Linked DNA regions of Mus musculus: regions 2, 3, 4, 5, 6 and 7 are each linked to region 1. A link is a loop called in an ENCODE intact Hi-C map of the cell type or tissue named here. Cell type or tissue: heart. All regions are shown on one strand.

The links. Peaks named below come from ENCODE experiments on the same cell type or tissue, not always from the same donor. Only the 100,000 strongest peaks of a DNase experiment are listed, where the experiment ranks them.
Region 2: a loop joins it to region 1, with 9 times the contacts of the local background. A loop is called at or near these places in 8 of 42 quality-filtered maps.
Region 3: a loop joins it to region 1, with 4 times the contacts of the local background. A loop is called at or near these places in 15 of 42 quality-filtered maps.
Region 4: it touches region 1 in a loop (2.3-fold over the local background); 7 of 42 quality-filtered maps call a loop at or near these places.
Region 5: a loop joins it to region 1, with 2.3 times the contacts of the local background. A loop is called at or near these places in 2 of 42 quality-filtered maps.
Region 6: it touches region 1 in a loop (2.3-fold over the local background); 2 of 42 quality-filtered maps call a loop at or near these places.
Region 7: it touches region 1 in a loop (2.0-fold over the local background); 7 of 42 quality-filtered maps call a loop at or near these places.

Annotation. Positions count from the first base shown.
Region 1 is chr10:118,108,493-118,112,492 of GRCm38, reverse strand. No RefSeq gene overlaps it. Among named protein-coding and RNA genes, the nearest start is that of Mdm1, 31 kb to the left of the region's middle. In heart, a CTCF peak has its summit at 2,203 (motif pointing right); a DNase peak (open chromatin) is centred at 2,282; H3K27ac peaks cover 412 bases.
Region 2 is chr10:117,729,301-117,733,300 of GRCm38, reverse strand. No RefSeq gene overlaps it. Among named protein-coding and RNA genes, the nearest start is that of Slc35e3, 15 kb to the left of the region's middle. In heart, a CTCF peak has its summit at 1,860 (motif pointing right); no DNase peak of the experiment used is centred here; H3K27ac peaks cover 986 bases.
Region 3 is chr10:117,790,526-117,794,525 of GRCm38, reverse strand. It overlaps Nup107 (nucleoporin 107), which reads left to right and starts at 1,821. Exons shown (of 28, transcript NM_134010.2): 1 at 1,821-1,922; 2 at 3,968-4,000. The coding sequence starts at 1,915. In heart, no CTCF peak of the experiment used is centred here; a DNase peak (open chromatin) is centred at 1,695; H3K4me3 peaks cover 2,468 bases; H3K27ac peaks cover 2,640 bases.
Region 4 is chr10:117,980,875-117,984,874 of GRCm38, reverse strand. No RefSeq gene overlaps it. Among named protein-coding and RNA genes, the nearest start is that of Gm32663, 30 kb to the left of the region's middle. In heart, no CTCF peak of the experiment used is centred here; DNase peaks (open chromatin) are centred at 1,374 and 2,194.
Region 5 is chr10:117,939,514-117,943,513 of GRCm38, reverse strand. All of the region lies in intron 3 of 4933411E08Rik (RIKEN cDNA 4933411E08 gene), which reads right to left. Among named protein-coding and RNA genes, the nearest start is that of 4933411E08Rik, 16 kb to the right of the region's middle. In heart, a CTCF peak has its summit at 2,266; a DNase peak (open chromatin) is centred at 2,443; H3K4me3 peaks cover 416 bases; H3K27ac peaks cover 2,486 bases.
Region 6 is chr10:117,997,484-118,001,483 of GRCm38, reverse strand. No RefSeq gene overlaps it. Among named protein-coding and RNA genes, the nearest start is that of Gm32663, 14 kb to the left of the region's middle. In heart, a CTCF peak has its summit at 1,636 (motif pointing right); no DNase peak of the experiment used is centred here.
Region 7 is chr10:117,744,569-117,748,568 of GRCm38, reverse strand. Slc35e3 (solute carrier family 35, member E3) reads left to right here and starts at 2,211. Exons shown (of 5, transcript NM_029875.2): 1 at 2,211-2,784; 2 at 3,574-3,684. The coding sequence starts at 2,383. In heart, no CTCF peak of the experiment used is centred here; a DNase peak (open chromatin) is centred at 2,128; H3K4me3 peaks cover 2,015 bases; H3K27ac peaks cover 1,138 bases.

The DNA.
Region 1 (4,000 bases):
CTAGGACATTGGTTTCCATGGTGATAACTACGCAAGCACTGTCAGAGAGTGATGGAGAGTATATAGTTGAGATATCTGCTAACGTCAGCTTTCCAGTCACTTCCCCCACCCCCCACCCCCTGCTCTTGGTGTTTACACACTCATTTTTCGTAACTCGTGTGAAGTGTGGAGTATATTTCATTTGAGACTTAAAAACCAAAATGGGACCCATTTAAACAGACATCGTACCCAAAAGACTGTTTTATTCTAAAAGTACAAATTTGAAGGATAATCTACAGGAATGCTGTTTTATTGGTGTTCATGATCACATGAAAAGAATTGTGAGCAAATTCTTTTTAGAAAATTTATTTTCGTTCTCTATTGGAGCACTGGAGGGGAAAAACAAAAAAACCCTTGTTTCTAACACAGTGACTTCTGTTTCCTCTTTGCCTACATGAAAGAAAGCAGCAGCAGCAACAACAACAAAATTCCATTTTATCAACAGCTCAAGACTGCTTTCCCAACTTTTTGCCTCAAAAACTGTGGGTTTGTCTTCCTCGTGTGTTGTTTTTATCGCAGAAGACACTCTGCAGGACTCTTTTGCTACCCTAGTCTCTTTCATCATCCCTATTCTTTCATCTCTCCCACACCTCTCCTTCAAACACACCCTCACGGCCAGGGGGAGGACCCGTGACTGTCACTGTACAAACCACAGCAGGACACTAACTGCCGTGAAGAAATCGGCCACTGTGGAGACTCAGGGATCAGACACAGTGGACTTTAAGCCTGCCTCCCTCCCGCCATCCAGAAAGCTGACCTGACACCAACCATTTCCCTAATCTTAATTTTCTTCATCTGTAAAATGAGATTATATTAGTATTACTTTCTTGGGGCTCTTGGGAGGATAAGACAAAGTGCTATATACGTCAAGCAATCGGAGAGAGTTCTTGCTAAGACTGTGAAAATCCGCAAGCCCCTCTCTCAGCTCCCCCCCCCCAATCCATAGTTTCTACTCTAGATCCCAAATTTTGGTATAGGTAGGCAGTTCTCTCTGCTCCCGTCGTGAGGATAACAAGAGAATGTTCATTCGGGATGTTCGGTCAAGCCCAGCATTGGTGAGGTCCTTGGGAACGAGAAAGACCCTCAAGTCTACAAATTCAAGACCCGTGGGTTGCGCTGGTGTCCCCTCAGTACAGACCGGTCAAACTTGGGCGATGTTGTTGAGTTCAGATCTTCAGTTTCTCTTCTGTAAAATGTCATTGCAAATACCCCACTTCACAGGGACCTGTGTTCACTAAGCCGCTGGTGTTTGTAAAAACCGTTTGAGTGTGAGTACAGTGCAGCGTACATGCTCAGGAAAGCGTCAGCAAAACAACAGCAGCTTGAGTTAAACATTGCCTGCCAGCCCCACTTTCCTCGAGTTTAATAGCAACTGAATTATTGGTATGTTTTATGATGCCACTTAATAAAATCATGGGATAGAATATTTATTGACATGACATAATGTTTCTAGTCTTTCTTTCTTTTTTTTTTTTTTTTTGGCAGAAAGTATTTTACATCTGTGCTGCTGATTTTTAAGCTATGCATGCTCGTAACAACAGGAAAAGGTCTGCTAGGATTTCAGCAAAATGTTCATGGTGATTATCTGTCACTTTTGGCCCTGTGAGAGGAGAGACATCCTCTAGTTTCCATAGTCTGCTTTAAACATGAGTCATTTTCTATGAAGGGTCAGAAAATATAAAAATTTAAAGACAACTGTAGTAATAAAAAGTATGATGTGGCGAGCCTTGAGTGAATAAAAGCCTGCAAGCTCTCAGCACAGCGGGGGGGACAAGCACTCACTAAGGGTCAGTCAGGAGGAGGAGTGGAGAGATGGGGTCAGTGAAAGGACAGACTTTAAGTCAGAGCTGGGAGTCCCGGCAAGGAGCCTGTCCTCTCCCAAGCACGCATTGCTGGGACTGAAAGGCATGGGGCCATGGCAGGCCACAGGCAATCAAAGTCCACGGGGAAGCTGATGGGCTTCTGAACTCAGGACGCATTGAACCATCCTGCCCTTTCTGCCTCAGAGCCCCAGGAAGGTTGATTAACGAGCTTGCTTATGCAAGCTAAAGGATGACCTAGCTGGCCTCTCTCTCTCCAGTGACTTTCAAGGAGACTTTGATTGGCCTGAGTTTGATTTACTTTCTTCTTCCAGTGAGCAACAAACCAAGAGCTGTCAACCACTAGGTGGCATTCCCCAAATACTATTTAACTTTGAAACTGGCAGAAAAGTTGGCTGGAAAACCTTCAATAACCCCTGCATCCAAAGCATGGTAAGGTAAGGGGAGGCCAGAGGACTGTTGACGTCTCCAGTTTCTTCCTGTTAAAGATAAAGGGCATCCAGGAAAGCCACACCATCACCACCCTACACCCTGCTCTGACCCAGCAAATACTCCTCTCTCTGCATGCATGAGAGAGAAAGTCAGTGTACTTCTTCAAGGCACCTTGGAGAGTCTCATCAAGAGACCTTTGTCTTCGTCTCAGTGCGCATAATCAACAATCTCTTTTGCTAATCAAAATAAAAGTCTCCTTTAACACCCCCCTCCCCCAAATAAAAGTCTCCTTTAACACCCCCCCTCCCCCAAAGCAAAAGTAGATCTTTGATGTCATCAAAGTCATCCGGTCACAGATGTGAGACTTGTGTTGATTGGAAGATAATGAGAGGGACCCCTGTCTAGGGTCTATTATATTTGAAGAACAAGAATTGGTTCCCAGACCAAAAAGTCAGTACTGATCTTGGCGTCTCTTCTAAGCATCACTACAACCTTTAGGATATTTGTATTAAGCTGTGATTTAAACCTTATATGGATTTCTCTCTCTCTCTCTCTCTCTCTCTCTCTCTCTCTCTCTCTCTCTCTCTCTTTCTTTCTTCTTCTTTTTTTACCTAAAGTTCCATAGTTTGGGCCATCCTATTAAAAATGGGTTTGAGGCACGGGGGGGGGGGGGCGGTCTAGAAAGATGGCACAGCGGTTAAGAGCATTGGATGGCTCTTCCAGAGGTGTTGAGTTCTATTCCTGTCAACTGCATGGTAGCTCACAACACTCTCTAGTGGGATCCAATGCCCTCTTCTGGTGTGTCTGAAGACAGCAGCAGTGTACTCACATACATTAGATAAATAAATAAATAAATAAATAAATATTTTTCTGTTAAGGAAAAATGAGGTTTTGGCCCAGGCATAGTGAGGCACCTCTGTAACTTCAGTCTTTAGACCAGTGGTTCAACCTTCCTAATGCTGCAACCCTTTAATATGGTCCCTCATGTTGTGGTGACCCCCAACCATAAAATTATTTCATTGCTACTCTGCAACTGTCATTTTGCTGTTATGAATTGTGATGTAAATGTGGCATGCATGACATCTGATATACACCCTCTGTGAGAGGGCTGTTGAACCCCCTACAGGTGATAACAATGCCTACCCAGCAATGATGCTATACCATTACATGAGGTAATGTCCGCGAGGTATATATGGTGGTACTGGTAGACAGCAGTAGCAGGCACAATGTCAGCAATCATAGATTCATAATAGCCACAGTAATATGCAACTTATGAACTCAGAAGGACTATTCTAGCCGCACGTAACCTCACTAAGGTGCCGACTTTTGTTAACCTGCATGTGTCTTCTGATATGCTCTGTGGGGAGCCGCCCTCACATTCGCCATTACAAGATGGCGCTGACATCCTGTGTTCTAAGTAGTAAACAAATAATCTGCACATGTGCCGGGGTAGTTTTCCACTCCATGTGCTCTGCCTTCCCCGTGACGACAACTCGGCCAATGGGCTGCAGCCAATCAGGAAGCGACACGTCCTAGGTGGAGGATAATTCTCCTTAAAAGGGACGGGGTTTTGCCATTCTCTCTCTTGCTCCTGAAGAAGTAAGCAATAAAGCTTTTGCCGCAGAAGATTCCGGTTGTCCTGATCGTGTTCTTTCCGGTGGGGACAAAAGCTCGGGATAATGCTCTATCTTCTTAGCTGCTTACTAACT
Region 2 (4,000 bases), 380 kb after region 1:
CAGGCATGGGGGACTGTTCGGGCGCCGTGGGACGGTCAAGGGGGTCTGCAAGAGAGAGAGTGGGGACTGAATGGCAAGAGACTCGAAGAATGGAGACAAAACAGGCTGTCTGATCAAGTTGTTATCAGAGTGTGTTCAGCCGTGGTGGGCTTCCTGCAGAAACATCATGCTAGGAAAAGCAAGTCTCTCGTCGGGGTGGAAAAGGACCACCCGCAAGTAAGTAGCCAGAAATGGCTGCAGAGCTGATAGCCGCTTTCTGCTCAGAGTCGGCTCCCAACAGGAGACTGGAGAGACTCTATTCCCAGCGCCCACATGACAGCCCACAAGCATCTATAACTCCAGTTCCAGGAGATGGATGGCCTTTCCTGGCTCCACGGGTACCTGTTATACAAGTGGTACACAGACAGACGTGCAGGCACAACAGCCATGCAGACCAGGCTGGCCTTGAACTCAGGGATCTCTGTCTCCTTAAAGGCTTGTGCCATCCAGCTTGGCCCTACACATAAAGTTTTAAAAATAGAAGCTAGGTGCAACTATGTGGAAACCCTTAAACCCAGTACTGTGTGGGATAGAGAGGCAGGAGGATTCCCCAGGGCTTGATGGGTCCAGCCCAGTTTCTGTGAGAGGTCTCTCCGGAACAAGGCTGCATGACAGAGGACACCTACTGGCTTCCTCTAATTCTGCATGCAGTGTATATATATACATACATGTCTAAATAAAACAGAAAGCATTAAGGTAATGGGAAGGAGTCAGGTGTGGCTGTACACGCCTTTAATCAACGCCCTCAGAGGCCAAGGAATGTGGATCTTTGAATTAGAAGCCCTCCTAATCTATATACAGAATTCTAGACCTACTCGGGGTTGCCTAGTGAGACTGCTGCTATCTGATGCTTGCAGGCCGCCTGGTCTGGGTTGGAAAGAGAAGACAGCCTATTTGTTGAGGGTCAGGTTAGTTATCTGCAGCCTTGGGCCTGCCTGTGTGCATCTGGATGGTGTGTGTGTGTGTTCTGTGCTATCTCAGTAGTAATGACAGTATAAAGAAACCATTCTCTGAATACCACCTTTCCTAAGCTTCAGTCTTTAACCTCTTAAGACTTGCTGTGTTGCTGGGCGTGGTGGCACACGCTTTTAATCCCAGCACTCAGGGAGGCAGAGGCAGGCGGATTTCTGAGTTCGAGGCCAGCCTGGTCTACAAAGTGAGTTCCAGGACAGCCAGGGCTACACAGAGAAACCCTGTCTCGAGAAACCAAAAAAAAAAAAAAAAAAAAAAGACTTGCTATGTTAAAATCACTAATACCTTAACATTTGTTTCAGAACAACCTTAGTCGCTGAAAGCACAGTAAATTCACTTGTTTTGAGACGGGCCTCCCGCAGCCAAGGCTGGCCTGGATATGTAACCGAGATTGATACACTCTTCCTGCCTTTACCTCCAGAGCACCTGGCTTATAGCTGGGAGGCACAACACCCAGCTAAATGTTTAACTTTTAAGGTTTCCCTTTTCCAACCTAATATTCTGTACCTAGCGTGCGCTCTCCGTTTCCTGTTTCTTCAGTTAGAAATCAGGTCTACATTCATTGCGGGGACAGGAGTGGGTGGGTCTTACCAGTCACCCTGGGAGACATAGAATCAGTCTGAGATCTTCTAGGACTCCCTGTGGCAATGGCGGGCCTCCTGATCTGTCTCTGGCTGGAGCTGAAGAGCCAAGCCAACCCCCACAGCCTGTACATCTTAGAGAATTATGGAGAGACTTGTTGACCACAACCATAAGAGTCAAAAGATAAAAGTTCATGCAGATAGTGTTTCCCTTGCACCTACGTCTCTACCACAAGCACGGCTGATTCTCGCAGAGGCCAGAAGAGGGCATTCCACACCCTGGAACTAGAGTTACAGAGGGCTTGGGAGCCACCATGTGGATCCTGGGGAAAGAACCAAGTCCTCTTCAAGAGCAGCAAGGGCTCTTAACTGCTGAGCCGTCTCCAGCCCTCAGAATATATAACAAAAATGTGGGAGGGAGAAAAAGAAAAAAGACTAACGTTGGGTTTTGTTTGAAACATTCATATTTGCTCGTGTCTACTCTAAAAGTTTAAGTGAGCCAGTTTCTCATTATTGCCTTGTAGTCAGGGCAGGTCCTGTGTCATCTCATCTGTGGAACTCGAGCAAAGTTGAAGATTCTTATATCATTTGATCCAAGGGACAGAGATGGTGAGATGGCTGGTTGTGCCTCATTCCAACTCTTTTGTTTGTTTGTTTTGGTTTTCAAGACAGGGTTTCTTTGTGTACCCTTGGTTGTCCTGGAACTCACTCTGTAGACCAGGCTGGCCTCGAACTCAGAAATCCACCTGCCTCTGTCTCTCAAGTGCTGGGATTAAAGGCGTGCGCCACCACCGGCCAGCTCATTCCAATTCTTAAACATCCCAGGCTGGCTGTGGATGTTCAGAATCACCGGAGTTTCGAGAAGAGCCTGGGCAGACCAGTGGCTGCTGAAGCAGCTACCAGGCTGCGGGCTGCCTGTTCCGGGTTGGGAAGGAGAGCCCCATTGAGTAAGGGTGCCTATAGCTGTCACTTGCAATTTTGGGCGCATCCCTGAGCAACTGGGTGTCGTGTTCGGTTTTCTTTGTTTTTAGTAATTTTAAAATTTTTTACATAAACATTTTAAAACATTTGATTGTGGATTTCTTTTTTTATATAAAGATTTATATATTTACTATTATATCTAAGTACACTGTAGCTATCTTCAGACACACCAGAAGAGGGCATCAGATCTCATTAAGGATGGTTGTGAGCCACCATGTGGTTCCTGGGACTTGAACTCAGGACCTTCGGAAGAGCAGTCGGTGCTCTTAACCACTGAGCCATCTCTCCAGCCTTGATTGTGAACTTCACACCATGCATCCCAACCCCACTCATCTCCCCATCCCTCCATATCTAACCCCTGCCCTTGCAATCTCCCCACCAAAAGGAAACAAAACATAGAAGATCTCACCGTGGAAGCTGCGGTGTGTCACAGTGTGTCACACGCTATACCTTTCTGTCCACACATCTTTACTTGCAGATGTTCATTGCCGTGAGTCACTGGTCTGTTTCTCCACCTCTGGCTTCTGCTTCGCTATCAATGCTGGATCCTTACTGGGGCTTCTCCCAGATATCCTGTTGTTGCTCTGTGACATGGAGGTCCTACTGCTTTGGATCTGCAGGTCCGGCCACTTCATGAGCCCCAGACGTTCATAGATGAGGTGGATGTTGGGTTGGGTCAACTCAAAGCCCTGATGATCTGGACCTGGGTGGTTACTGAGTTGGTCAGCCCACCAGCTCTCCCCTGCATATCAGACATTTACATTACAATTCATAACAGTTGCAAAATTACAGTTATGAAATAGCAATGAAAATAGTGTTATGGTTGGAGGTCACAGCATGAGGAACTGTATTAAAGGGTCACAGCGTTAGCAAGGCTGAGAACCGCCGGGTTAGGGAAAGCCTACTGTGGTGGAGCTCTAGGCTCCTGTAACGTGGGATAGAGCTGCATGTGGAGACTGTAGGTTCCAGCCTGACCTGACCAAAGCCATCTTGAGTCATACCTTCTCTGACTGTCACCAAGTAATCCTGGTCTGCCCCTCCCACTGCACGTTTTTCTGGCATACTGTGCACAGCCAGCCGTCAGACTGGAATGTGGCTCTTCATGAGCAGACCGCACCAGGAATGCACGTGCCCTCTTTTGATGTTGACTCCAGATAAGCTGTGTATACTCTGGCTTTGATAAAAATCAATTTCGTCCTGACTAGTACGTCCTAACCATACTTCTGTTGGCAACAAAGTACAATCTGTGCAATCCTGTCACCATCTGCCCTTGCCTCCCATGGTGCCTTGGGACCTGTCCCATGCACCAGGCCCATGTTCTTTGAGAATCCACACACCACACATCTGCAGGTGTGGGCGAGGAACTTTAAGGGCTGGGGTTTCCGCAGTCCTGCTTTATCCTGCTTAGACTAGAGAACTCTTCAACC
Region 3 (4,000 bases), 320 kb after region 1:
GTTTTGAGACTAGAAGACAATTTTTTTTGTGGTTGGTTTTCTCCTTCCACATTTACCAGGGGTCCAGGGACAGAAGCTAGATCATCAGGTTTGCAGGGCAAGCTGCTCCCTGGCTGGCCCTTCTAACACTATGGTTGTAATCTGGTTACTTAATAAACAGTGTCTGCTTTCAAAGTGAGGAGCAAAAAAGTAACAACTGAATTCTTCAGGCAGCTGGATGCACTGCCTTTTACTCAGACAGCTCTGGATTAGAAGGGATACTATAGTACTACTTTTTTCTTTTCTTTTGAGACTGGGTATCAAAACAAAGAAACAAACAAAACAACAACAAACTCGTACTGGCCTCTAACTTAGTAGGGCCTGAGCATGGCCCTGATTCCTGTCTGTACCTTACTCTGTGCATGGGACGGGCACAGTAAAGAAACTGCCACCGTGACTGCTCCGTTAGGGATAAGGTTTTTAATGTGGGTAAGAGAGAGAAAAGATCCAGAGGCACCTGGAAGTGCCCAGAGCGGAGAGAAAAAGAAACAGGCTGGACATGGCCAGGGCCGGGGAAGCTAGAGAATGGGAGAGAATAGTTACATCAGCAAGAGATGGGAGTCAGGACAGAACACACCCAGACACCAAATGCTCAGCACAAAGGAAATGTATTACCCAAGACGGACAAGCAGAAGGTGTTGCCTCCGTCTGGATCGGCCAAAGAAGGCAGCAGGTGTCTCTGCAGGAGAAAGGGGGAAGGCTGTGCTAGGATGAGTTGGTAAGTCCTAAGTGGACATGTTAGCCAGCTAGTGAATTTTGATAGTTGGACCTCGGAGTTTTAGTCAGGCATAAGGATGTGGCCAAATAAGGGAAGAGACCTTGGTGGCTAGGTTTAGGAATGTAATCTAACGGTTTAGCAAGGGAGAGGGGAAGGGAGAGGGCCACACCTGCTGGTGATGTGTCTGCAATGTCTGCGCCTGTTGGAGCTCTTCAAGATAGTTTTGTGTGCAAGATGAGAGAGCAGAGACTAGAAATTAGTGCAGAGTCGGGATTGTGGGGACAAGTAGCTAAGAAGACCGAAGGAAAACGCATTACAGGAGTTCCTGAGGAATGCTGGCGTTTATCTAACCGCCAGAAATCAGAAATGGTTCAGCCAGAGCTCATTTCTAGATATTTGGAGGGCCTGAGACCTAACATTTTTGAGGTACTGGAACAGGTAAGTATTCCCACGCCCAAAACTTTTAAAATTTATGATAATAACAGCAACAATAATAATTGCTATTATTACTATCGTCAGGCTTTCTTAGTGCAGGCTTGCTTCAAAATCGTGGTTCTTCCTCCTGCCTCAGCCTCCCATGTGGCTTTCTTATGCTTTGCTTTTTTTATTGGATTTCTTAAAAAACGGCTGATTCCGTAAAAGAGAAATAAATAACGAGAGAAAACAACCTCAAAACCCGTCCAGTGAGGTTACACCACAGTTCAAAGAGGTGAGCGCCCCGAGACAGGCCAGATCCCGTAAAGTGGCGCTGAACCGCAAACAAGAACGCTGAATGCAGACTCTTCAACAGATTCCTAAAGTCCAGGTTATAGACTTCCGGCTTCCCAGAACAACGCCCCACCCAGACCACGCCCACAAGCCAGGCTCAGGCGACATACCCAAGCTCCGCCCCTTTCCCCGCCCCCTTCCTGCCTGGCCGGCACCACCCAGCCACGCAGTCACTCCCTGGCACACTTCCGCGCCTGCGCCCACTGAGCCTGCGGCTGGAGACGAAAGTCGCGCATGCGCCGAGCGGGAACATTGTTTCTCTGGGACTGGCTTAGCCAGGCCGCGCTTCCGGGTCGAAGGGTGTGCTTCCGGAGAGCGGGAAGGCTGAAACGCGGCGGCCAGGCTGCAGTCAAAGAGTTGCAAGGTTCTAGGCGGAGACCGCTGAAGCCATGGACAGGTCAGTCCTGGTAGGGACGCCTCGGCCGAGACTGGGGCTCTCGCCTGTTAGCGACGTAACCGCCTCCGCGGCCAGGGATTTGGCCCTCGGTGGAGGAATGGACGCTTGGCGCGATTGGAGCGGGGATGTGAGAATGCGGATCCCCGGGGTTCCACGCCGCGCCTCCCGGGTCTTCTCGGCGCTCGCTCCGAAGTGTGCGGGGGTCTGTGATGGTCCCGCATTCGAAATGCGAAATGAAGCAGTTCGAGCTCAGGGCCATCAGCCGCACTGACAGTTCAGCCCAGACGTCCTCAGCGTGGTTTTATTGCGGTTATTAAGTCATGTCAGCTGTACGTTATTGGGTAACGGTGGTCAGCTTAGACTTTAAAGTGCCGGCCCTAGGGAGTTGAATTTCTCCCTCCCTCTCAAATGATTTATGCTCGCCTGACACGAAGATGGGTTGTTTAAGGCCCTTGGCATCGGGGAGTAGATTGTGTAGTGAAGACAGTCGAGCAGTGTAATACGATGTATTTATACTGTACTGCGGGGAAAATAAATGAAGGAGATGTTTTATCTCCCTGTCACAGGAGTTTCAGGCAAACCTATAAAAGTAACTTGCTAGCTGGTCTTTTGAGTAATAATAGCACATTATTGATACTGAAAACATTGTGCTAGGGGTTATCTTATGTGTGTTCCTTAAGCTTTAAGTGGCACATTTAGTTTTAGAGCAATCCCGTGAGGATCTTATCTATATAGAACAGTGAGCCTGTAAGAGATTTAAGGAATGGCATAGTTAAATAGAACCCTGTTATGGGGCTGGGGATATAGCTCAGTGGTAGAGTGCTTGCGTAGTAACCCTTAGGTTCTGGGGGGGGAAAGAGAAACATTACCAGCAGGGACCTTTGAATCTCCATAAAGCTGTTTGATGAATAACTTAAGTAGATAGATGAACATCCAGTGACAGGGGAACACATATAGACCTCTGTAAAAGAAACATACTCAGATATAAAGTCATGAAAAATGTTCACGCTTGTGTGGCTGAATGCTCCCAGCAATGCGGATGGACTTGATGGGCAGAACTAAATTAGGATGGTGGTGTAAATACTGTGCTGGTGAGTGTTAGCTTGAGTCTGCAGAGAAGAGGAAGCTGGCTGGAGATTTTAAGTGGAAGAAAGGTGTACTAGAAGGATAATTAAAATCAACCCCCATGGTTTAGTTTATAAGCTGTCAGATGACAGTGCTGGAGGCCCATAGCACTGTGCTAAGACAGGAGACATCCTTAGTCTACATGGAGGGAAATCACTTGAAGGGCCATTTCTCCTCTTCACTAGAATTGCTTCACTTTTTCTTTCATCCCGCCAAGCCATATCGTACTCACAGTCTGAAGTATAGTCCTGGCTGCATAGCAGTGTTTGGTCAGCATGCAGGCCAAAAATATAACAGTGGTCCCATATGATGATATTGCCTAGTGACATGATGACTGGCTTAGCTTGTATAGATATATTCTGTGAAGTTTTCATGAGGATTAAAAAAAAGAAGAATTCTCAGAGCCTGTTCCTTCTTTGTTTGGGTTTGTTTTTGAAGCTGCTTTCACCCTGTCTCAGATTGGCCTGGCACTTCCTATGTAGTACAATTTGGATTAGAGGTGTGAGCCTGGGCTAAAACCAAGCCCTTCAACAAGCAGCTAACTCATCACCGTATTTTAGAGAGTGCAGAGTCCTTCCTTGTAGAGAATTCTGTAGTCAAGCAGCTCTTTGGTCTGATGGAGGAAAAGATTTACCTTTATGAAGCCATACTGTAGTATAAATTTCGGGTTCTAAGATAACTCCGCGGAGAACATACTATTGTGATACTAGGCAGTCAAAGACAGGGCTGGTAGCCGAGCACTGGGTGGGATTTGGGGGAGTAAGCAGGACTCAGAGACAAGAGGTTATTCTTGCCAACAAGATCCAAGACTTGGCTATTGGGGTGAGCCGTCCCTCGACTGACGAAGATCCTTTCTTTGCCCTAACTGTAACGGTAGTCCTTCAAAGATGCCGTCTAAGACCTTGATTATACTGTTCTAGGAGTGGCTTCGGGGGGATGTCATCCCCTGTGAT
Region 4 (4,000 bases), 130 kb after region 1:
TGGTGTCAGGAGGGAGCTTAAGCTGGGGAGGAAACTACAAAGGAGACACACCCCAGACTGAGGAGAGAGTCCAGGCCGAATTGGTTATGAGAGGGAGTCCAAGAAAGTGAAAATGAGTTTGTATTTAGTATGTGGACTCAAAATCTCCTGAAGGTTTTTATATTTTTTATTCTGTATCAAGACTTTCAAATACAGAAGAATTTCGAGTCTATAGGCTAGAGTGAAGCTTCCAGACTCTTCCCACAGCAGCCTCCAAATAGGGATCTGTCTAATACTGATGTCTTTGTGTGTTTGTTTTTGTGTGGTAGATAGATAGATAGATAGGTAGATAGATAGATAGATAGATAGATAGATAGATAGATAGATAGATAGATAGATAGATGTAGGTGTAGATGTAAGTGTGGATGTGGTGTAAGTGTGTTCGGGTATACATGTGTGCATGTGTGTGTTGAGGCCAGGGGTCAGTGTTAAATGACTCCCTCAATTGTCTCTATTTCTGAGGTAGGCTCTCCACTGAACCTGAAGTGCCTCAATTCAGCTAATCTGGGCGACTAATGTGACCCAGGGATCCCCCTGTGTCCATCCCCAGTGCTGGGCTTACCACACTGGGGTTCTGTATGTGTGGGCCAGAGAGTCAAATTCACAGAGGAACTCGGAGACTTGTTTCATCCCCTCTGTCCCATGTCACTGGTGTCTTTAAGAAGTCAAAAAAACAAAAAACAAAAAAAGCAAACAAACCAAAAAAAAAAAAACAAAAACAAAACCAGACACTGCAGTCATCTTATTTTTTTAAGATTTATTTTTATTTTCACCCCCATTTAAATGTGTGAATGTGTGTGTGTGTGTGTGTGTGTGTGTGTGTGTGTAAATTGTGTGAAAGTGTGAATGTCTGTGAGAAGGTGAGAGTGTGTTGTGTGTGTGTTTGAATGTGTGTGAGATTGTGTTGTGTGTGAGAGTGAATGTATGTGTGTGTGAGTGTGTGAATGTGAGTGTGCACGTGAATGTGTTTTGTGTGTTGTGAGAATGTGTGTGTATGTGTGAAAGTGTGTGTTTGAATGTGTGTAAGAGTGTGTGTGAATGTGTGTATGTGTGAGTATATGTGAGTGTGTGTGTGAGTATGTGTGTGAATGTGTGTACGTGTGAGTGTATGTGAGTGTGTGTGTGAATACATGTGTGTAAATGTGAATGTGTATGTGAGTGTGTGTGAGTGTGTACTGTAAGCGTGTGTGTGTGTGTGTGTGTGTGTGTGTGTGTTTGTGTGTGTGTGTGTGTGAGCATGCGTTCATGCAATGTGTGCAGGTGTCCTTGGAGACCAGAAGCATAGCAGATACCCTGGAGCTGGAGTTACAGGAAGTTGAAAGCTGACTGACAAGGGCTCTGGGAAGCCAACTTGGGTCCTCTGAAGAGGAGGAAATACTCTTGACCAAGAAGCCGCCTCTTTACTCCCGTCCCACCCTTTCAGCGGAAATGTTTTGGTTTGGTTTGGTTTGGTTTAAACTCGAACGCTATCTAATTTAGTGTCAATTTTAGTAAATGTGCAGATTTGAGTTAAGTCACATAAACTGATAAATAAACCCGGATATAGGGAGATGTTTGGTCCTCTATTTTATGAAGTGCAGGATTTCATCATCGAAGGAACCAAAAGCCCCTTAAACACCGTCCCAGAGACCCCTGCTCACGATTGTGCTAAAGCTGCTCTCCACAGAGTTCCTGCTTCTGCTGCTCATTAGGAAAAGTACTTCAACACCCAGCAGAAAAGAATAATTAGCAAATCAATTAATTAAGGGCCTAGCAACACTCTTCCTGCCAGCCTCAGCCACAGCTTCCTTGTAAATAAGCTCTTTTGCCTACATTAAAGTCATTAGCTCTCCATATGTAAATAGTAAAGCCCTTGGATTTCAACGGACTGCCTATCAGGGAACAGATTTCAGTCCACCTCGATGTAGTCAGGATACTGCAGACAAAGAGCCATGCTGTCTTAACCAAGAACACAGCTATACATAGCTTCTGGGTCCATTCATTTCCCAGATTCACCTTTCCTCCTTGGGACATTAGCCAAACATCTATTTTAGTTATAACACAGACACAAGGAAACGCTATAGTAATTAAAGAAACCACCCATTTCCTTCCCCTGACGTTCCAGGAAGCCACGTTATTTCTGCAGACCAATCTCTATTTGCTGACAATTCGCCTGAGCTTGAACAGCCAAATAAAATGTCCTAGAAACTGTCCTTGCAGCGACAGCCAAGAACACATCTGAGTCTCGGCTCCTTCCACAGGAAAATGCACACCAACAAAATATGTGCTTGTGTGTATTTAAGACACGAGTGTCTAGGGTCTCATTAGGTTCTGAGAGATTTAAAGTCCTACCACCCTGTAAAAACAAGCGTTTGAAGGAACTGGCCCTAAAGTTAGCTGGGTCCTTTGCCAAATTCACCTCATATTTTTATTCCTGTGGTTATCCTCTTTTTAAATTACTGCTGTTTATTTTTGTGCCTCTTGCCATCGTCTCCATCGCCACTCTCTTTACAGTGAGTTTTAAAACAAACAAATCGTTTATATTCATATACACCTGCTGGCCATTTTAGCTTTTCAGCGCCTGTCCCCCAACACACACGCTGTCGTGTCTTGGAGTTTTGTTCCTTTCTCCTTTTTTGTTCTTTTTCTCTTCTTTTGTCATTTCTCTTCTCCACTCTAAAGAAGAATAAACTATCGGAAGCCAGCCTAACAGAAATGAAGAGGGTCTAAAGCAGTGGTTCTCAACCTGTAGGTCACGAGCCCTTTAGTGGTCAAATAACCTTTTCACAAGGGTCGCCTAAGACCATCAGAAAAAAATCAGATACTTACATTATGATTCATCACAGTAGCAAAATTGCAGTTATGAAGTAGCAACAAAAATAATTTTATTCCTCACCACAACATGAGAAATTGTATTCAAGGGCGGGAGCATTGGGAAGGTTGAGAACCACTGGTCTAAAGAGACGTTTGTGTGGCTTAATCCATCAGACTGTTGAAACGATGGATCCTAAGAAGAAATAAAAATGAAAGAGTCCCTAGGAATCTCGAGGCAGAAGAAGGAAAAGGCCCCAGGCAGAGCGGGGGATTTGTCTCCCAGGACCCGATTCTAACAACTCGGCAGACTGCCTTACAGGATGAGACTGTAGCCCAGAAGATGAGCCAGGGATGTGAGGGACCACCGGAACTGTTAGATGCGCACAGCCTTGGTTCCTGCTGCCCCTCCCCCAGCAGCTCTCCCCTGTGACCTCAACCCCAGCTTGCCACCACTGCTCCTGACCGCCTCACCAACCTCACCTTAATGTTGTGAAACCACCTTTTACACAAAGGCGTTCAGGAGGTGGGGCCAGTCCGGACCCTTTAACATCCATTCTGTGGGTTCTGGTTTGTTTGATTTGCTTAATGGAGACAAACCCATTACCTGCCATGGGATACTATAGCTTTGAAAGACCTGGGACCATCCATTTATACTTTATATTTAATGCAGCTGGTCAGCCTTGGGTCGTGCATCTGCCTTAATTTTTACGGTGTGATGGGTTTTGGGGATTTTTGTTTTTTGTACTAAGCAAGATTCTATGACTGCCAGCTGTCCCTTCTGATCCATAAGTTAAAACCAATGATTCTTTCTGACAATATTCAGTACTTATTGTAGAACTTGTGGCAAAGGTACTATTTGCCTAATTAGTTTAGGCAATTAATAATCTTTGCTGCCCCAAACTATAAACTTGCAAAAAGCAGCTTCCCTTCGGTGTCTCCTCTCTGCTTCTTCTACCTTTTACATTGCTTTGTCTCCAGTAAATAAATAAACAAATAAATAAACAAACATGGTGTCTGACAGCAAGGCGGGAGGCAGAGGTAGGCCGATCTCAGTGAGTTCGAGGCCAGCCTGGTCTACAAAGTGAGTTCCAGGACAGCCAGAGCTACACTGTGAAACTCTTGTCTTGAAAAAACAAACCAGACCAAACAAAAGGTGCTTGCATATATT
Region 5 (4,000 bases), 170 kb after region 1:
TAAATCCAACGTTCTTTAAGGCGGTGGTTCTCAACCTATGGTTATCACCCCTTTGGAGGAACATGACCCTTTCACAGGGGTCACCTAAGACAGTTGGAAAACAGGGATAGTTACAGATGGTGCATGACAGTAGCAAAATTACAGTTATGAAGTAGCAACAAAATAATGTTATGGTTGGGGGGGGGGGTCACCACAGCATAAGGAACTGTATTAATGGGTCGCAGCATTAGGAAACCTGACAGCCGCTGCCTTTTAGAGGGAGGGGGAGGGAGAGGGAGCCGGAGGGAGAATTAAACACTCTAGCTTCTGTTTTCCCTTTTAGTCAAAGTAATTCAGTGTTACCCAGTCTGACTTCCCAGGAGATACTGCCAGGAAATGCTGCCAGATCTGGTAACTGAGGTGGGATGCTTTTATTGTTTCACATCAGCAACACCCTGATCTAGCCTGAAGACTCAAGAAAGAGTCTACAGGTAATAATTACAGACAAGAGAGAACCCGAAAAGAACAGATGTTTTGACACCGTTTCGACTTACCGTGTGTACGCATCTGTTCAGTGTCGGAGACACTTCGGGGGAAGAATCCTAATTTGCCACTCACTGGGTGCACTGCAGCAAGCTCTCTGACATCTCTGAACATCACTGTATTCATCTTGATGCTTCCGTTAATTGTTTATTTACTTTGTGTGTATGTGGTAGGGGGAGGGGGCACACACATACCCTGGCACGGGTGTCAAAGGACAACTTGTGGGAATTGGTTTTCTCCTTCTACCATGTGGACACCAGGCATCTACCTCAGGTCCTCAGGTGTGACAGCGGGCACCTTTACCCACTGAGACATCTCATTGGCCCAGTTTATCATCATCATCATCATTTATAGACAGGGTCATATTATGTAGCTGGTTGTCCTAAAATTTAGTATGTAGACCAGGCTGGCTACAAACTCATAGAAATCCACTTGCCTCTGCCTTCCAAGTGCAGAGCTTAAAGGTGCGTGCCACTATGTCCAATGGAGTTTATTAGTCTTAAAAGGCAGAAATGACAATTATACAAAAAGGGTTATTCAGTACATTAAATTGTTGATGTGTATTTAAATATTGTCTGTCACTCAGACTTATAATCCCAGCACTTGAACGACTGAAACAGAGATCAAGAGCTTGAGGCTAGCCTAGACTTTATGGACTCAGGAGTGGGGTCTGATTTCAGAAAATGAACCTGATTTTCTTGCTTTCTTGATAAAACTCTTTAAAGAAGAAAAGCAAGTCCTATTATATATATATATATATGTGTGTGTGTGTGTGTGTGTGTGTGTGTGTGTGTGTGTGTTACATATATATTATATGTGTGTGTCTATTTATTATATATTATATATTATATGTTATATGTTGTATGTTGTATATTGTATATACATATCCCTCTAAACACTAAAATCAAAGCCTCTGACTTGCTAGGTAAAGCAAGTCTGTATTAATGTGACCCATATTTAACAAACATTACCAGTTTTTGCTGCTTTTTTTCCTATCTATAATTTCTTCCCAGGCTCATGCCCCGTGTTTCAATCACACACATGGGTCCCCTCAGCAGAGCAATGCAGCTAAAATGAGAAGCATCCAGGAATACGTTTTCCAAGCACTGTCTGAGTCCTCGGAGGCCTCGAAATTATTTTCACAACAAAATAAATTTTAGTACATTTGATAGTTTTTCAGAGAAGGCCTGCTATGTGGAAGATACCAGGGAGATTCAAAGACAAGCAGGCTATGTGTGATGGGAGCTCAAACAGCTCTCACCTGCTGACCCGGCTCACACAGCCAGGCCCTCCCCACCCAGCCTATTTTTCAAGTCTACAAGAAATAGAGCAGACAAAATATTATGGGAAGAACATGGGTTTTTTCCCCCTAAATTCTGTAGATAAATTGCTTACTCTAAAAAATAACAAAGCAAAATAAAGATTTTTTTTTCTGCATTTCCTCTGGTGGCTATATGTTGTTTGAATTCAGCAAGAAATTACTCAATTCCCCTTTCCTAAACAGGCGCCATAGCTGCTCATACAGGAGACGCAGCACAGAGGCTCTGGAGAGACGATTTATAGAACAAGGCACCTCATATTATATATACCAAGCATGATGGCATTTAAGCAACTCAAGGGAAATACATTTTTTTACACTGTATCAGATATTCTGTACTAAGAATTTTTATGCAGTGCACTAGGTAAATTCCATGCAAAATTATTTTCCCTGAGAAGCAGCCCTTTCGGGGAGCCCCTGTCTGCCGTTTTTATTCCTCACCTCAGAAGACTAATCTAAAATGTGACCTTATAAACAGTGCCAGCAGACAAGGAGCCGAACATTTGCAAGGGAGTTTCACTCCCTGATGTCCTAAGTCCCCTGGGAAGAAGGAAGTCATGTGTCATTTCCCTTGCACCTCCAGGGAGCTATTTATAGCCCAGCATGTCAACGAAAACCCTGGTAACCGGGGAAAGTTAATGTGCCTTCCAAAGGCAGTAGTTCAGTATCAAATTCAAGGTGTGCATGTGTGTTCCCAGACACATTTACTCCACTCACAACTGCCTCTCATTCAGTATGAAGGAACCCCATGTGCCGTATTTACTCTGGTTTTCACATTACCCCTGTGACAACTCGGCAGGATCCTGAAGTTCTGAGAATATCTTAAGGGGAATTCCAGACCAAATGTTGTGGGTAATTACAGTCCAAAAAAAAAAAAAAAAAAGAAAGAAAAATGAAAAGTAAAAGTCTCAGAATTCTTCTTAAAAATTTAAGGAGATGCAAAGGCTACATAAGACCGAAACCACAATAAGGTTTCACTCTCTTGCTGGGGCAGGGCTGGGGGAGAGGGGAGAATCTGAAATAAGTTTAAATGTCAGCTATGTATACCTGACTAAATCGATGACGTAGCTATCTATAATTATCCTAATTTGCAAGGCCTTTATGGGGTTTGGTTTGTTTTGGTTTGTTTTGTTTTGTTTTGTTTTGTTTTGTTTTGTTTTAGATAACTCTGGCTTCTGGGCCAAGTGGAGAGTCCTTTTCCGAAATCCTTTTCTTAGACCAGTCAAGTAGATTCAGCTAGAGTTCTTTCTGGTTTGGTTTTAGTTGGTTTTGAGACAGAGTCTCTCTGTGTAACCCTGCCTGTTCTGGAACTCTTCCGTAGCCCAGGCTGGCCTCCAACTCCTAGAGATCTGACAGCCCTCTGCCTCCCAAGTGCTGGAGTGCTGGGGTTCAAGGCGTGCACCACCTTGCCCAACTGCTGCCAGAATACTGAAGGCAGGCCAAGCCCATCACAGTTATACCGATATGGAAATGGAGACCAGAGAAACTGGGGGGAAAACCGTATCTCAAAAACCAGCTCAACAAGCAGATCAAGAACCAGTTCCTTTCAACCTATTCTAAGCCCTGTCTGGCTGCAGGTCACAGGGAAGAGGTCAGCCAATGGACTTCTCCACTTTACGGCTGCATCCACCAAGTGTTAAGAACGAGACGACATCCACCAAGTGTTAAGAACGAGACGAGAGCTGTTCAGTTACCTGTGACCTTAGGTAGCAATGGGCAGCACCGAGCAATCGCGGTTGCTGTGACCTATTCATTGAATGAAAACTAACTAACAAGGCACGGAGACTGTGCACACCTGCAACCTCAGCCCTCCAGTTGTTGAGGCAGGAGAATGGTAGATTTTAGGCCAGGCTGGGCTAAACAGCAAGCTGTAGACCATCCTGATTTGTATAGCAGGGCCCCCTGGGTTCTTCCCTTGAGCTCCTGCTCTGATGTCATGTATAATAAAATGTTAGGTATAAGCCAAATTAACCCTCCCCTCTCCGGGTTGTGTTGGGTCCTAGAGTTGATCACAGCAGCAGCAAAGCAGACTGGAGCATTAATCCAGAGAGACAAGCAGGGAAGAGTTTTGAAGCCTGGGCTGAATGTACTATTTCCCAGATAACTCGGTTCCCAGCTCTGAAGGTGTCTCCCCATTTTACAAAAGGGACTCCTGACAAG
Region 6 (4,000 bases), 110 kb after region 1:
GTCGCTCTATCACTACACAAGCCCATTCTTAACAGAAAGGCTCTGTTCACTTGAAGTGAAAAGGAAGAGAATGGTTTTGAATTACTGTGACCCCTATGTAGGTCAGTGGTCCACTACTCAAGAACCGATTATCCAGCTTAAGGCCTCTTCCTGCTCCCGAGTTTCCCCCCTTGTTGGCTGCCTAGTATTTACACTCTTGGCTGTCACCTTCCAAAGGGGGTTATTAGAGGAAAAGAAAAAAGGTAATATTCAAAATAAAATTTCAATAAATGATCCTTCAAGCACCTGTTTTGTGACAGACAGAGAGAGTAACTGGGGGCCATAGAGAGTAAGAGAGAGCCCTGCTTGTGGGTTGCTAGACAAATGCTGGATTAAGGATGTGTATGCACACACACATACACACACACAATACACACACACACATACACACACACATATACACACACACAATACACACACACACCAAACACACATACACACACATACACACACACTACACACACACACACACACACACATATATATACACAACACACAGGTGTGTATAAAGTGGGGAAGCAGTTGGACTGTCAGTGTGGAGGGGAGGGAAGAAGATGAGGAGAAGAGAGCAGAGAGTGACTCTCACACTGGCACTTGAAGCCCGGGAAGAAAGAGAGAAAGAGATAAAATGAGACAAGACACACAGGGGACAGCAGGCATGTGGGCATCAGGGTGTGGGAGTGTGTGAGCTTTGAGGCTAAAGAGTGAATAGCAACAGATGGCAAGAGGGGGTGCAGGAGCCCCTGAGAGCTCTGTGGATAGAGACCTGACTCCGGGGCTCACCTGAGTCTCTCCCAACTTTTGGTCAATATGTCCTCAATGTTGTTCCTATACCAACCTCTTCACTCCGAGAGTATCTGGTTCTGGGAACGACAAGATGCTCAACAGGTAAAAGCCGTCCTTCCAGTCAATCGCCACAGCTCACGATGGAAGAGAAACCAACTTCCAAAATTTTTCTCTGACTTCCTCGTGCCTGTTGAGGTATGTGCACACCCATATTTATACACATGCACACAAGGGTACTGGGTGGGAAGAGGGAGATGGAGACAGAGACAGAGAGGAGTAGAGGGAGAGGGATATAAACAGGTAAACTTACTCTGGAGAGTAGATTCCATCGCCACGAACACTCTCAAACTGGAGTGCCTATCTCTGCTCTCCCCTGCTTTGTCTGTGGAAGGCCATCACTAAATGACCATGTCCCTTGCGAAGTTTGGGCTCTCCATGACAACTACCAAAAGCATCACCCAGACAGCAACACAGACTGGAGTCAGAAGCACATGTATCTGTATGCCTATGAGAAAGGCTAGAGTAGAAGGTGAGACATCCAGGAGGCAGAAAGGATTCTGGGATGGAGCCAGGCGCAGAAATTTTGCCTGGGAGGATGTGATGAGACAGATGCATGGTACCTGCGCACAGGATATAAACTGGAATATATGGGTTGTTGAAAATTATGACCTATTCAAAGAGAGCATAGCTATATGATCACGGTATTTGTAAATATATTTTGAATCTGAGTCTTTTTTTGTGTGTGTGAAGATGTATTTATTTATTTGATGTATATGACTATACTATTGCTGTTTTCAGATACACCAGAAGAGGGCATCAGATCCCATTACAGATGGTTGAGAGCCACCATGTGGTTGCTGGGAGTTGAACTCGGGACCTCTGGAAGAGCAGTCAGTGTTCTTAACCGCTGAGCCATCTCTCCAGCCCCTTAATCTGAGTCTTATTTCTGGGAGTATATATATATATATATTTCTATCATGTGTACCTCATGTCATCCCCTCTTAACCCCTATCTGCCCCCACAGATTCCCTTCACCTCCCCAAAAAGTCAACCTCCTACTTTCATGCCCTGTGTGTATGTGGGGTGGAGAATACTGAAGGTTTTATGAAAGGAAGTGACATGTGAGCTCAGATCTGGTTCTTGACATATCAAACTGACATTTGTGGGAAGGAGTGGTGGGTTACTTTTAATTGAAAATCTAAAACAATGTAGAGCAATGGTTGTCAACCTGTGGAGCCTGACCACTTTGCGGGGGCGGGGGGTGGGGGGAGTCATTCACAGGGGTTTCTTAAGACCATTGGAAAACACAGATACTTACATTATGATTCATAACAATAGTAAACATGTTAAGAAGCAGCAACAAAAATAATTTCATGGTTGGAGGTCACCTCTCCTGAACTGTATTAAAGGGTCACAGCATTAGAAATGTTGAGAACCACAGATCTAGAGCCTCAATAAGGGTTTGTCTAGTTCCAGTTGGTCTATCGGTATGTCTGGGGGGGGGGGGGTGAGGATTGATTTGATTACTTCAATTGATGTGGGAAAACCTGTCCCACTATGGGCAGCACCAATCCTTGGGCTTGGGTTAGTACCAAAATGAGCTAAGCAATAAAAATTCATGTATTCGTTCTGTCTGCTCTTCACTACAGGTGTACGGTGACTGACTGCTTCTAGGACCTCTGCCTTAACTTTCTTGCTATAATTGATAGCATCCTGGAATTGCGTGCTAAAATGAACTCTTTGGTGCAGTGGACCATGAAAGGTAGCCTGGTCTCCGGCAGCCCCCCAAAACCCTTCCTCCTTAAGTTATTTTTATTGTATTTTATCAGAGTAATCAGAAACAAGACTGGAACAGAGGGAAAGAGAGTTGACTAGACTGAAATCTAGCATGTCCAAGAGAGAAATCTAGCATGTCCGAGAGAGAAGGCTGTTGATTCTGGGTCAGACTGTGAAAGGCCAAATTCCCAGAGCACCCTGAAGAAGTATAGAAATTTGACAACTTATCTGCTGTTTCAGATCCCTTATCTGAAAAATGTGATTGGTGAAATTTTTAGCTGAAAAAATCTTAATTTCTATCTAGCAATGTCTTAAATAGCTTCGCTTTCCCTCATGACTGAAAAACATGGCATCTGGGGGCATGTCAGTTGCTCAAAGATACCTTGGGGCCCCAGGTTCCTTCTGCCTTTCAGCATTACTTTTCTATATTGGCTCCTTGCCTCATGTTTCCAAGATAGTTGCTACAACTCCAGCCCTCACATGTGTGTCTAGAGGGGCAGAAGGAAATAGAGACAAATGAGAGGGAGTGTTTTGTTTAAGATTTTTTTATTGAAATTTTTACATGTATGTCTATCTATGTACATAGGTTCTCCTAGAACTGGAGATACAGGCAATTGTGAGCTGGGAATCAAACTCGGGTCCTTTGCAAGAGCAATGCACAATACGCTTAACTTCTGATCCACTTCTCCACTCCCCAGTTGGGTGTTTTACACTATGTTTACCTCATGTTATGGAGAAGAATAAAAACTGTCTGTCTGTGATAGAAGCCACATGAGCAGCCATGGAGGCTGGAGAAGTGTTACCATCTTGACACGAGTGAAAGTTGAGTTCTGCTAAGCAAAGCTGGAGAAAAGCTAAGTGCACACTCGCGTTGATTGTTTGAGCCGATGATGGAAACATTGTTTCAGCTGCTGGAGCCTGGCGTGGAGGAGTGTGGATAGCTGTTGAAGTTCCCATAATCCAGGCACAAGTGCTTCATCATGAACACAGCAGAAGAATAAAGACCCAGTTAAGCTAAAGGGCCTGAAAAGAAGATGAAACTTCTGCTTCAATAAAATGCTGGGATTTGGCATTGCTTTTTATTATTATGTTTATTCCTTCTCTTTTGCACAATTACAAAAGTCTGTTTCCCTGGTTAAAATTGGTTTTCAATTGCACATTATATCATTTTAAAATTCTCACCGTAAGAATAAAAACTTGCTTTTAAACCTACTCACTTAGAGCTCCACCTGCTGTGATCCTCCTCCCAGCGAGCAGTCTGTGCAGGGCCAGATCACCGGGGCTGACCACTGGACCCTGCTCTTCCCAGCATGCCTGCTTTAGATACAGTTCAGCAGCGTGAAGAAGAATTACTGCCTACAGTTATAATAAAATTAATCACAGCATTGTAGCCATGTGT
Region 7 (4,000 bases), 360 kb after region 1:
TAGGGTTTCTCCTGCTGTAGAAACTTGGGGAGCAAAGGGCTTATTTTACCTTGCACTTTTAGTTAATATTCCATCAGTGAGGGGCGGGAGGGCAGGCACTGAAGCAGAGGCCCTCTAGTAACTGCTTCCTGGCAGCTTGCTTCCTAGGGTTTGGTCAGCCTGCTTGATCTAACCCAGAACCACCTACAGAAAGATGGCACTTTCCAGTAAGCTGAGCCTCCCACATGGAGTAACATTTGAAAAAAATGTCCCACGGGCTCATCTTCTGGCTGACTTGCTGGCAGCAGTTTCTTAATTGAGCGTCTCTCTTCCCAAATTGACTCTAGCTTGTGTCAAGTTGACAAAAAAACAAAACAAAACAAAACAAAACAAAACAACCAGCACAACAAGCAGCAGAGAGAAAATGGAAAAGCTAATGTTTATAATAAATTCAAGTAACTATAGATGAAATGGACGAATAGTTGAACGTGTGCTGGTCTTATGGCAACACAAACTAAAGTAATCTGAAAGGGGGAGCCTCAACTGAAAACATGTCTCCACAGGATCCAGCTGTAAGTCATTTCCTTTAATTAGTGATTTGGGGGAGGGGCCAGCCCATTGTGGGTGGAGCCATCCCTGAGATGATGGGTGGGGGGTGAGGCGGAGCAAGCCCTAAGCTGCACCCCTCCCTGGCCTCCATCAGCTCCTGCCTCCAGGTTTCTGCCCTGTATGAATGAGTTCCAGTCCTAACTCCCTTTGGTGATAAACAGCTACGTGTAAGCCAAACAAACCCTTTCCTCCCCAACTAAGACAAGACATCTAAGTAAACGGGCAATTCTCTAAAAAAAATGCGGTACGAAAGAGGAACGTAGCTGATATGACGGCATCTGGTAAAGGTGCTTGCTTCCCAAACCCTACAGCATGAATTCAGTCCATCTGGTGGACGGAGAGAACTGACTCCGAGTTATCCTCTGACCGTCACACAGGCACCCATACACACACACACACACACACACACACACACACACACACACACACACACACACACGTAATTAACTGTGGAAAATTCATCAAAGAGTCTCTTGTGCCTCTGATGCAAAGACCTTCTTTTCAGTGCCAATTAGAAAAAAACGGTATCCTGGAGAAAACGGGCAGAGACATAAGCAAACAGATCATAAAAACCTATGAAATAGTGTCCAAAACTTAAAACTACACATTAGTTGCAAGGCATGTGACACTTCAATGGGTGGAAGCAGGGAGATCCGTTCTGTGTCATCCTTAGCTCTGTAGAGACTTCCAAGTCTGCTCTATTTAATCCCTGTAACATTGTAAAAGTGGGGGGTCCACGTTTTCAATCAGTGTGGACAGACTTTGAGTTGGTATTTGACGTTTGCAGATGAGAAATACCACTCTCATATTGTAACAGTGTGAATAAAAGTGAATATTGAGATCGAGTCTAGCCTGAATGAGTTCTCGGCCTCGAAAAACAAAACCAAAAATATATAATTTTTCACTTCCTCTCCAGCTCTGTAACTTTGAAACTGGACTGCATGCTTGCTACTATAATATGCCTCTTAGAAGTGCAATTAATATCTTGGGCATACAGGTAAATGTACTTGCTTCTTAGGTTTTACTAAAAAAAAAAAAAAACTTCGTGGGTAAAAAATTCTGTGGTTTAAAGTTTTTCGAGGCAAATACGCCAAAATATGTTTAAATCTACAGTAGACGACAGTTAGTTGTCCATCCACTCTTACCTGTTTAGACGGTTATTTTTGGTTTTTCGAGACAGGGTTTCTCTGTATAGCCCTGGCTGTCCTGGAACTCACTCTGTAGACCAGGCTGGCCTCGAACTCAGAAATCCGCCTGCCTCTGCCTCCTGAGTGCTGGAATTAAAGGCGTGCGCCACCACCGCCCGGCCTGTTTAGACTTTTAAAGATATTTTAAAATATGCTTTCAGTAAGTAATGCTCTGCCCCCCTTCAGAGGATTAAAACAGCTCAGCAACGTGGAGAGTAAAACTGGCGGGGAATCTGCGCCTCCCAGTAAGTCGGGGAATCGGCCACAGAAACTAATCTTCCCTGGGAGCCAAGGGCTTCCCTCCAGCCGAGTTAAGCAACCCAGCGGAGCGCCGAGCGCGCCTGCGCGGCGGAATCACGTGGCTGCGCGGGGGCGGGGCTGGGAGGAGCCGTGGCGGACCCGCTCGGAGGGCGGCGGCCTATTACCTCGCGGCGCAGCGACCGGGACCCGGCTGGCGCATGCCTGTCTCCGGCCGGACCGTGGAGCGGGCGGCTGCGGGCGCGCGGCGGCGGAGAGCCGGGACAGCGGGAGAGCGTCCGAGCGCCCCGCGGGGAGGCTGGACAGCCCGGGCTCGGCCGAGGACGCTGCTCCGCAGCCGGCGGGCATCATGGCATCGCTGGCGGACCGGGTCCGGGGCAACGGGCGCATCGCCGCCGGGCTCCTGTTCAACCTGCTGGTGTCCATCTGCATCGTGTTCCTCAACAAATGGATCTATGTACACCACGGCTTCCCCAACATGAGCCTGACCCTGGTGCACTTCGTGGTCACCTGGCTGGGCTTGTACATCTGCCAGAAACTGAACATCTTTGCCCCCAAAAGTCTGCCGCTCTCCAAGCTCCTCCTCCTGGCCCTCAGCTTCTGTGGCTTTGTGGTCTTCACCAACCTTTCTCTGCAGAACAACACCATAGGCACCTATCAGCTGGCCAAGGCCATGACCACGCCGGTGATCATAGCCATCCAAACCTTCTGGTACCAGAAGAGATTCTCCGTCAGAATACAGCTCACGCTGGTGAGTAGCTGCCGCTGCCGCTGCGCGAGCCTGTCCCTGCCCAGCTACCTGGCTGCCTTTCTCCCCGGGAAAACTGAATACACCTTGCTTATAGCCTGGCACGACGGAAGCCCATTCCCATAATCTTTACTCCACACACGAGCCAGGCCCTTATAAGAAGCTTGTTTGGGGAGGGGTGGAAAAGGCCATCTCGACACTCCGCTGCTATTTAGTAAATGGGTGTGTTCCTGATAGAAATCTTTAACTGCTGGGATTGATGAGGGAGAGAGCTGCCTTAATGGAACAGTTCAGTGTGTCAGGATATCTGCGAAAGCTCAACCTGGAAAGAAAAGAATATCCCCAGGAAATCGAACCAGAAGTGATAAACATGAAATGGTTTAGCATAAAATACCTCGGAATACACCTTCAGTGGCACACTGCTGGGGTGCCTTGTGTTTACATAAAAGGAGATTCGTTAAAATAACATTAGCACTTAGTGGTTTTTTCGTTTTTCCAGTCATAATGCTTTCCTCCTTCCTTGTTTATGCTTATGTGTTAAGTACTGGTTTGGGGGATTATTTTATTCCCTGTAAATGTGTGTCCTGTTTCCTTACAAAGCACAACGCACGGATTCATATTTTCTTCCAGATGTAGAGTTGTATGTGAATCTCTGTAGAGAAGGATTGGCAGTTTTCCCCAAAGAAAACTTACAGTGCTCCCCCACCCCAGCCCCACTGTTATGTTTCCTTAGTGTTGTAAGACATCATTCTTGAATTTAATCTCACAGCATTTGCCTCTTTGTCTTTGCAGATTCCTATTACTGTAGGTGTAATCCTAAATTCTTATTACGATGTGAAGTTTCATTCGCTTGGAATGGTGTTTGCCGCCCTTGGTGTGGTAGTCACGTCCCTTTATCAAGTGGTTGGTAACTTTTTTTTTTCTTTTTGTGCCTTTTTAGTAGACTTTGTAAATTTTGAAGCTGTAACCCAAGGTTTAGAGACTACAAGTATAGAGACAACAGACATGAGAAGAAAGCGTAACTGAGGAGGTGACGAGAGCAGAGGAGACAGCAGCTCAGGTGTGCGATGCCCACCAAGTGTCCAATTGTAAGCGCACGGTACCCCTGCTTAAGCGCAGCTGGGGACAAACTTCTTGGAAGTCTTCACAAAATGAGCAGTAAGGTTTTGCTTCCTAAGTTCATCGGTCGCATGTGTCATTTACTCTTTGATTATAAAGT